2 separate regions of the Homo sapiens genome follow, and region 1 is linked to region 2. Evidence: chromatin contacts called from ENCODE Hi-C data. All regions are on one chromosome and are shown on one strand. The core of a region is the stretch at or near the end of the contact, and the rest is flanking DNA. Distances in the headings are between cores, read along the strand shown. Region 1 overlaps LINC03154 (long intergenic non-protein coding RNA 3154). Region 2 has its middle 26 kb from the start of LINC01714.

The links. A loop is a pair of places that touch in the nucleus more often than their neighbours do. Pooled maps may share reads with other maps.
Region 1: a loop to region 2 is called in a map with no recorded cell type, with 9 times the contacts of the local background. The contact joins two enhancer-like sites. A Hi-C loop is called at or near these places in 5 of 37 single-sample maps with no recorded cell type and 4 of 50 pooled maps.

Annotation. Positions count from the first base shown.
Region 1 is chr1:8,279,399-8,284,387 of GRCh38, forward strand. The region is part of intron 1 of LINC03154 (long intergenic non-protein coding RNA 3154); the gene reads left to right. Among named protein-coding and RNA genes, the nearest start is that of LINC03154, 23 kb to the left of the region's middle. Within about 2 kb of position 2,758, at least 4 of the 41 ENCODE cell types and tissues checked have a DNase peak (open chromatin) inside an H3K27ac peak, as active enhancers do.
Region 2 is chr1:8,179,808-8,184,658 of GRCh38, forward strand. No RefSeq gene overlaps it. Among named protein-coding and RNA genes, the nearest start is that of LINC01714, 26 kb to the right of the region's middle. Within about 2 kb of position 2,669, at least 16 of the 41 ENCODE cell types and tissues checked have a DNase peak (open chromatin) inside an H3K27ac peak, as active enhancers do.

The sequences.
Region 1 (4,989 bases), core at 1,508-4,007, 100 kb after region 2:
GCCCTTTTTTTTTCTTTTACCACACACCCTTATCATTTTTTTTTTTTTGGCAGTGAGAACACTTAAAATCTACTCTCTTGGCCGGGCGCAGTGGCTCACGCTTGTAATCCTAGCATTTTGGGAGGTCAAGGTGGGAGGACAACCTGAGATCAGGAGTTCAAGACCAGCCTGGCCAACATGGTGAAACTCCGTCTCTACTAAAAATACAAAAATTAGCTGGGCCTGGTGGCACATGCCTGTAATCCCAGCTACTCAGGAGGCTGAGGAAGGAGAATCACTTGAACCTGGGAGGTGGAGGCTGTAGTGAGCTGAGATCACACCACTGTACTCCAGCCTGCACGATGGGAGTGAAATTCCATCTCAAAAAATAAAATAAAATAAAATAAAAATCTATTCTCTTAGCAATTTTTTTTTGAGATGGAGTCTTGTTCTGTCGCCCAGGCTGGAGTGCAGTGGTGCAATCCCTTTATTTATGTATTTATTTATTTATTTGAGACAAGGACTCGCTGTGTTGCCCAGTCTGGAGTGCAGTGACGCGATCTTGGCTCACTGCAACCTCCGCCTCCCGGGCTCAAGCAATTCTCCTGCCTCAGCCTCCCAAGTAGCTGGGATTACAGGCATGCGCCACCACACCCGGCTAACTTTTTTTGTATTTTTAGTAGAGACGGGGTTTTGCTATGTTAGCTAGGCTTGTCTCGAACTTCTGACTTCAAATGATCTGCCTGCCTCGGCCTCTCAAAGTGCTGCGATTACAGGCATGAGCCACCTCACCTGGCCTATTAGCAATTTTTAAGAATACAATATATTATTGGCTGGGCATGGTGGCTCATGGTAATCCCAGCACTTCGGGAGTTTGAGGTGGGCAGATCATTTGCGGCCAGGAGTTTGAGACCAGCCTGACCAACATCATGAAACCCCGTCTCTACTAAAAATACAAAAATTAGGTTGAGCACGGTGGCTCACGCCTGCAATCCCAGCACTTTGGGAGGACTGGTGCATGGATCACGAGGTCAGGAGTTCAAGACCAGCCTGGCCAAGATGGTGAAACCCCATCTCTACTAAAGAAAAAAAATACAAAAATTAGCCAGGCGTGGTGGCAGGTGTCTGTAATCCCAGCTACTCGAGAGGCTGGGGCAGAGAATTGCTTGAACCCAGGAGGTGGGGGTTGCAGTGAGCTGAGATCACACCACTGCACTCCAGCCTGGGTGACAGAGTGAGACTCTGTCTCAATTTAAAAAAAAAAAAAAAAAGATAGCTAGTGGTGGTGGTACATGCCTATAGTCCTAGCTACTTGGTAGACAGAGTGAGATTTTGTCTCAAAAAAAAAAAATGTTATTAACTACAGTCACCTTGTTGTATAGTAGATCTCCTGAACTTATTTATCTTAACTGAAATTTTGTATTCTTCTTTAAAAATTGTCTTGTCTTTTCCATTTTATTTATTTCTTTATTTTAAGACAGCATCTCACTATGTTGCACAGGCTGGTCTGGAACTCCTAGGCTTCAAGCCATCGTTCCATCTTAACCTCTCTAGTAGCTGGGACTACAGGCAAGCACCACTCTACCTGGAATGAAATTTTGTATCCTTGGGACCAACTTTTCCCCAACCATCCCGGCAGCTCCTGGTAACTACCATTCTACTCTCTGCTTCTATGAGTCCAACTATTTTAGATTCCACATATGAGTGAGATCACGCATTCTTTATCTATCTGTGCCTGGCTTATTTGACTTAACATAGTGTCCTCCAGGTTCATCCATGTTGTAAATGACAGGATTCTCTTCTTTTTTAGGGCTGAATAGTATTCCATATATAAATGCCACATTTTCTTTACCCATTCATCTACTGATGGGCATTGAGGTGGGCTCCATATCTTGGTTATTGTGAATAGTGCTGCAATGGACGTGGGAATACAAATGTCTCTTCAGCAGACTGATTTGATTTCCTTTCCTTCAGATATACACCCAGTAGCGGAATTAGAGCATGACATGGTTTGGCTGTGTCCCCACCCAAATCTCATCTTGAATTGTAGTTCCCATAATCCCCACGTGTCATGGGAGGGACCCAGTGGGAGTAATTGAATCATGGGGGCGGTTACCTCCATGCCATTCTTGTGATAGTGAGTTCTCACGAGATATGATGGTTTCACAAGGGGCTTTTCCCCTTTGCTCATCTCTCATTCTCCCTCCTTCCACCTTGTAAAGAGGTGCCTTCCACCATGATTGTAAGTTTCCTGAGGACTCCCCAGCCATGTGGAACTGTGAGTCAATTAAACTTCTTTTCTTTGTAAATTACCCAGTCTCAGGTGGGTGGGTAATTTCTTTATAAATTACCCAGTGTGAGAATGGACTAATGCAGAGCATGTGGTAGTTCCATTTTTATTTTTTTGACGAACCTCCACACTATTTTCCATAATGGCTATACTAATTTACATTCCCATCAGAAAATATCTTATTAACGTATTTGTTGGGCTGCTTTCACATAGATCAGATGACGGTGACTTAGACAAGACAGAAGGTTTATTTTTCCTGCACATAAAAGCCCAAGCAGACATTAGGTGGGGCTGTGGGGTGAGTGGCTCTGTTGTGTGAGGTCAGCCTGCAGCCCGCCTCCTCCACGTGGCTCTGCTGCGCCCAGGGTGCTGTCTTCCTCTGCATGGTCAAAGGCAGTGCACTTGCTCATGTCCATGCTGCAGTCCTCAGAAAGGGAAAGGGGTCAAGGACAAGCAGTGTCTTTTCAGAAGCGTCCTGGGAGCTCAGGTCCACACTGGCCAGTGTGGGACCTCTCACACTGGCCAGTGAGAGAGGCTGGCCTTGTAGTCACCAGTGCGTGGCCAGTCAAACCCAGGGGGCTTCAATTCCAAAAGAAAAAAGGGAACTGGATGACAGGGAACCAGCAGCAGTGGCTGCCACAGACAGCTCTGCCGAGCTGGGAGGAAGCTGGAGGAGCGGAGCGGGCAGAGGGGCAGAGGGAGTGGTCAAGAGAGACGCTGAGGTCCCAACAGTAAGAGATTGTACTAGAGGGAGATCTCAGAGAAGGTGGGCACTGTAGGGCACAGACGGAGACCTTGGCCTTGGACAGGACGAAGGCGGGAAGCAGGAAAGAATGGAAAATAGCAGGAGGTTTGCAGGTCTGGCAGCCACCAGTAACAGCCATTTTCTGTGTAAGATAGGAATCCGAGTCTTCTGCTGTGATTGAGTGGGAGGGGGAGTGGCTTGGTGTCTGAGAAGGGGGACAGTTTGAAACAGTCCTTGCTAAGAGGGGTGATCAGGAACCTACTTGCTGGTGGTGGGACGCCACCCTGGGAATCTCACCAAAGCTTGGCAGGATTGAGGGGCAGGTGAAGTTGGTTACCATGGTATATCATAGCCCTGACCTTGGGGGCTGGAAGATTTCAGTTAGGGATGCAAAGCAATTCAAGTAAAAGTTTTGAGAAAGTAGACAACTGAGTTTCTCCAAAGTCCCTATGAGGACAGAAATGAGGATGCTTTCACTGGAGCGATGACACAATTATTTCAGTAAGTCTCCCAGAGTGCGGTAGAAGAAAACGCTTTGTGTTTGCAATAATAGATCTGGGGAAAAGGACTGATGAGAACCAACATTTCCATGAAGTCACACTGACATTTTTTATTCGTTAGACTTTGTCAACCAACGCATGCACTTTTCTGAACAGCAAGCATCATTCACGAATGCAGAACAAAAACAGATAGGTTTTATTGGTTTCAGAAAGACATGGCGAGATGAGCAGCAGGCAGCTTGCTCGTTCCATGCAGTGGAGGAGGAAGAGGCTGGGCCCCTGCTGTGTGGGGGCAGCCCGGGAAGGACATGGTCACCAGCCTTGGGTCATCAGTAATTAGTGAGCGTCACGGGTAAAGAGTTTTATAGTCAGTAATAGTTTTCTGTAAATGAAAATTGCTTCTCCTCACTGGGCAATTTAGTTATATCTAAGTTAATCCAGGAAAGTCTTATTCATATTAACTATGACACATATGAGTCAATGAGTGTCACCCGGAGACTTAAAGAGGAACTGGTGTCCTTTCAGTTCTAGAACAGCTGGCTGCAGTGGCCGGGTGTTTGGAGGTTGTTTATGCTGTTTCAGCCATCTCCAGGAGAGGCTAACGGGTAACTGGTGGTAGGATTGGAGTCAGGGGCGCTATCTTCCACCGGCCTTTCTCCTCCCAGATTGAACCAAGTTCATCAACTACATGTCATGTACAGCTGGAAGGGTTTCCTTTCCCTCATGGGCAACTTGTTTACTCATTTAGTTTCCACATAGAACCGGGTTCTGAAGAAGTGATTATTACAGTCACGGCAATAACTTTAATGATGACAACGACTTTTTCCTTCAATTAGGTCCCCACTGAGGTCTTTGGTAATTTTCCACAGGGAGATTAGTAAGGGAGAGGAAAATTTTCACCTGCTTGTAAAATGTATTCTGAAGTCTGAATATCTTCATGAATTTAAGCCTGTATTTTGCAGCATGTGGGTTTTCCCAGAAAGGCTTAGAACAGCAACAACAAAAATGTTGCCTTTTGAAGCCCGGTAGAACATATGCTATTTAAATTTAGACCAAGCTGGAGAATGATTGTCCACATACTCCAGTGGCAGCAGGTGCTCCTGGGCATCCCTACATGGCGACTGGGCACCCCTGCAAGGCGTCCCCAGGAGACGCACATGAGCAGTTTACTCCCCAGCTCTGCCCTGTCTTTTGTCCTCAGCTGGGCCATTTATTGATGATAATAGCACCGTGCATTTATGTAGTAACTTAGAATTCCATCACAGTGCCACAGCAGTGTAGGATATTTGTGTCGGGGGAAAAATATGACATTCACCATTTTACTATGGATGCAGTGACCCCAGCCATTCATTTCTTGGGGAGAATTAAGTGAACTGCATCAAGTCTCCGAGCAGGGAATGGAAAATGAGTATCAGTGGAGTGTGAGTTAATCTATTTGCCAGACGCTGTGTATTTCACTGGCTGCATTAACAGTA
Region 2 (4,851 bases), core at 1,419-3,918:
TTAAAATCTCTGCTGTATTTGTAGTTAAAAACCTTCTGCTGAGTTTGTAGTTAAATATTTGTGCCTTTTTTTTTTGATCAATATAGCACCAGAGATAGGTCTATTTTATTAGTCTTTTCAAAGGGCCAGCATATGGCTTTGTTGATTCTATCTACTGTATGGTATTATTCTCCCTATTAATTACCTGCTCTTTTTTTATTACCTTCTCCCTTTCCTTTATTTGGATTTATGTTTTTCCCCCATTACTTTGTTAGTTGAAGTTAACTTACTACTTTTCAGACTGTATTCTTTGCAAATATATGTATTTAAAACTATGCATTATAGCTTTCACTATAATATGCTAGTTCTAAATAATATTTTAAAAATTATTGTTCTGAGTATTTCTAGATTTGTATGATTTGAGCCATGATTTAGAATTCTGTTTTTAAATTTCAATACACAAGAACTTCATAATTTATCTTTTTTGCTATTGACTTCTACTTAATCACATTTTGTTTAAAAAATGTGATGGATGTGATACTAATTTTTTGAAATTTGTTGAGATGTGCTTTATGACCTCAGATCTGATTAATTTTTGTAACCATTCCATGTGTCCTTAAGAAGAATGGGCCGGGCACAGTGGCTCATGATTATAATCCCAGGACTTTGGGAGGCCGAGACAGGCAGATCACGAGGTCAGGAGATCGAGACCATCCTGGCTAACATGGTGAAACCCCGTCTCTACTAAAAATACAAAAATTAGCCAGGCATGGTGGCGGGCATGTGTAATCCTAGCTACTCGGAAGGCTGAGGCAGGAGAATCACTGGAACACGGGAGGCGGAGGTTGCAGTGAGCCGAGATTGTGCCACGGCACTCCAGCCTGGGCGACAGAGCGAAACTCCATCTCAAAAAAAAAAAAAAAGAAGAATGGATATTCTCTAATGATTGCTTTTAGAGTTTTACATATGTTCATTACATCAAAGTAGTTAATCAAATTTTTCAAATATATTTATTTATTCTTTTTTTTTTTTTTTGAGATGGAGTCTTGCTCTTGTCATCCAGGCTGGAGTGCAATGGCATGATCTAAGCCTTCTGAGTAGCCAGGATTACAGGTGCCTGCCACTATACTCGGCTAATTTTTTTGTATTTTTAGTAGAGATGGGGTTTCACCTTATTGGCCAGGCTGGTCTTGAACTCCTGACCTCTGGTGATCCACCCGCCTCAGCCTCCCGAAGTGCTGGGATTACAGGCATGAGCCACTGTGCCCGGCCTATTTATTGATTCTTTTTTGCTGCTTGACCTACTGATTATTGAGAAAAAAAATTGGTGGATTTGTCCATTTCTATTACTTTTTTTTTTTTTTTTTAAGACAGATTCTCACTCTGTTGCCCAGGCTGGAGTGCAGTGGCACGATCTCGGCTCACCGCAGCCTCCACCTCCTGGTGAGGTGAAAGTTTGCCAGCTGGAACCTTCCAGCAATTCTCCTGCCTCAGCCTCCCAGGTAGCTGGGATTACAGGCATGCACCACCACACTTGGCTAATTTTTGCATTTTTAGTAGAGGTGGGGTTTCACCATGTTGGCCAGGCTGGTCTCGAACTCCTGACCTCAGGTGATCTGCCAGCCTCAGCCTCCCAAAGTGCTAGTATTACAGGTGTGAGCCACCGTGCCCGACCTCTATTACTTTTTTATGTATATGGTGTGAGACATTTTTATTAGGTGCATATACATTTAGAATTATTATGTCTTCTTGGTGACACGAAAATTTCATTTTCATATAGGAACCTTTTCTGTCTTAGAGTCCTTGTGTGTGTGTCATACTGATGTAGTTATGCCAGTTCTCTTTTGTTTAATATATTTTTGGTGTCTTTTCCCCACCTTTTGCTTTCAACTTTTCCATGTCCTTTTGCTTTAGATGGCTCCCTAACAGGGTTTATCCAAGGATGATAATGTCTGCTTTTTAACTCAATGAGTTTGACCCATTTATATTTTGGGGGACGATGAATACTGTGATACGTAAGTTTCCAACATCTCACTGTAGGGGATACTGGAAAGTATGAGCGTCAAGATCATGTATCTTTTCCAGGAATCAAAGCACGTAGTGTGGCAATTCAGATATGTTGGTTGCCTTGACTCTTCTTCAACAGAATTAACAGTTTTGGATCTTGAGAAAATGTTATTTTCTGGCTAAGTATAGGGGTAAAATGAAATCTTTGGGAAATTAGTGAATTCTCATGATTTCTCAAAGCTTTTCTTGGGTAACTCCAAGAGGCAGCCTGGTGGAGTGAAAGCATGGACTCCAGTGCCCCATTCTCTAGCTGCGTGATTTGGAGTAAATTCCTTATCTCAGTGACTCTGTGTCTCCATCTTGAAATTGAGAATAATCACACCGGCCTGAGATTTTTTTACCATGTGAATGGAAGCACGTGGCACATAGCAGGGACTGAATGAATGTGCCCATGTCCGCTCTCCCTCCTCTTTCTAGGGCTGCGGCCTTGGTGATGTCAAGAACATTTTGTAAATATTACAAGTAAGATAAGGCATTGTGACTATTACTCGTTAAAATCACTTTGTTTCCTGACTTAGGTGATTCACTGCAACCCAGAGAAAGTTTTGTGTTGTGTTCTGGCTGGCGAAACTTCTGCAAACAACGAATGCTTCTTTTCATCAGCCTATTCTGCGTTGGTTGGTAGGATGTCAGTCTATAACCACATCAATTTCAGGTAATAACAAGTGTGTGAGCTTTCTGAAGCTTTTTGTTTACTTATTTGTTTTAGGGTTGTTCAAGTGTGACTCATGTAGTAGCACTGCATTCTTGAGAATTCACAGAGATCGAAACACAGATATGAAACAGGGCCAGAAAGAATAAGGCGTTCCCAATATATGAGAGTAAAAAAAAAGCACAAGAAAGCGAAAGCATTCAATGTCTGCATCCTGTATAGATGAGAAACTTAGCAGTATCCTCTTTTCTTTTTGGACCAATCATATGCTGATAAAACAGGGTCTCGCTGCTTTCCCCCCATTTTTAACATCTTCAAACATTCTGAGAGCCTACGGGAATAGAGGCAAACAGGTTTGATGTGACTGGTCATTTGGCCAAAGGTATTTTACTCTGCGCTCAGCATTTTGTTTCGTTCATGCTCTCTAGCAGTTTGGAATCTAAAAAGGAAAGATTAGATAGAGGAAGTGTGAAAATGCATACGCAATGTGGGAAACCAGGCCATGAACTTGAGTTTTTAAATGCATGGTATAAGGCCGGGCTCAGTGGCTCACGCCTGTAATCCCAGTACTTTGGGAGGCCGAGGTGGGCGGATCACCTGAGGTCAGGAGTTCGAGACCAGCCTGTCCAACATGGTGAAACCCCGTCTCTACTAAAAATACAAAAATTAGCCGGGCATGGTGGCAGGCGCCTGTAATCCCAGCTACTCGTGAGGCTGAGACAGGAGAATCGCTTGAACCTGGGAGGCAGAGGTTGCAGTGAGCCGAGATCGTGCCATTGCACTCCAGCTTGGGGGACAAGAGCAAGACTTCGTCTCAAATAAATAAATAAATAAGTGCATGGTATGGTTTGGCTAAGTTGGAAACCATGGGATAATCTGGAATGGTTTATTAGAGAGGCTAATGGTGGGGAGGTAGGTACCCAGAACCTTGGGCTAGAGATGACTGACCCTTTCTGGCTGTGTGATCTTGGGCAAACTGCTTCACTTCTCTGTGCCTCAATGTCCTCCATCATGAAGAGAGAATATAGGGTGCCTTCATTGTAGGGTAGTTGTAAGGATGAAAGGAGTTGGTATATATAAAGTACCTATCTCAGTCTAGGGCTTCTCAGCCAGCATGCAGGGTATATGGGCTTCAAATGGATGAAAAAGGTGCTGATCCCAGGTACCTGGCTGTGAGCATCCTCATCTGCTTACCCCAGAGGAGTGTCTCCCCCAAAACATTGCATTTTCTTTTCTTTTCTTTTTTTTTTTTTTGAGACAGAGTTTCCCTCTTGTCTCCCAGGCTGGAGTGCAATGTACAATCTTGGCTCACTGCAACCTCCATCTCCCAGGTTCAAGTGATTCTCCTGCCTCAGCCTCCCAAGTAGCGGGGATTACAGGTGTCCACCACCATGCCTGGCTAATTTTTTGTATTTTTAGTAGAGATGGGGTTTTGCCATGTTGTCCAGGCTGGTCTCAAGCTCCTGACCTCAGGTGATCTACCTGCCTCAGCCTCCCAAAGTGCTAGGATTACAGGTGTGAGCCATCACGCCCAGCCAAACACTGCATTTTCTATGAAGGCCATGATATGACAGAGCTCGGAGGGCACTACCAGGCCCGATTCTCTGGGCCTGAGGGTGCGGCTGTCTCGGCAGTCGACTGTATTGATGTGGCAAGACAAGGTCCTTGTTAAGAGTTTGAATTTGGGCTTTAGACTTCAGAGGTTTTCGAGCTTTTACTGACTCTGTTGGCAGCACAAGTATTCAACACTGTGAGCACAACTAAGACCAAAAGCAACTGAAGTGATTTGTGCCTCTCCTAATATCAACAGTTAAAATACAATTTGAATTAAACATGTGAAAGATTCTTCTGTGTAAAATTTGTACTAGGGGCTAAGTTCCTACGCCCTTTGTCCATCTCTCAGCTAGAGTAAAAAGCTGCCACACCTTGAGATGGGTGATTTTGTGGAGTGGCTGACTTTGTGCTGCCCTGCCTGTCATATGACAAGTGGCTCTAGGGGTTTGGACTGAATGTGCTTGGTGGAATGAGTAAGCAGAATATTGGTCAGCACGGAAGGTGAGATGGGCACACCAGGGCTCCTGATGCTGATCTTTGTACTTTTGTGTATGTTTGACAATTTCCATAATTAAAAGTTTTTTTAAAATGTGCTTGGA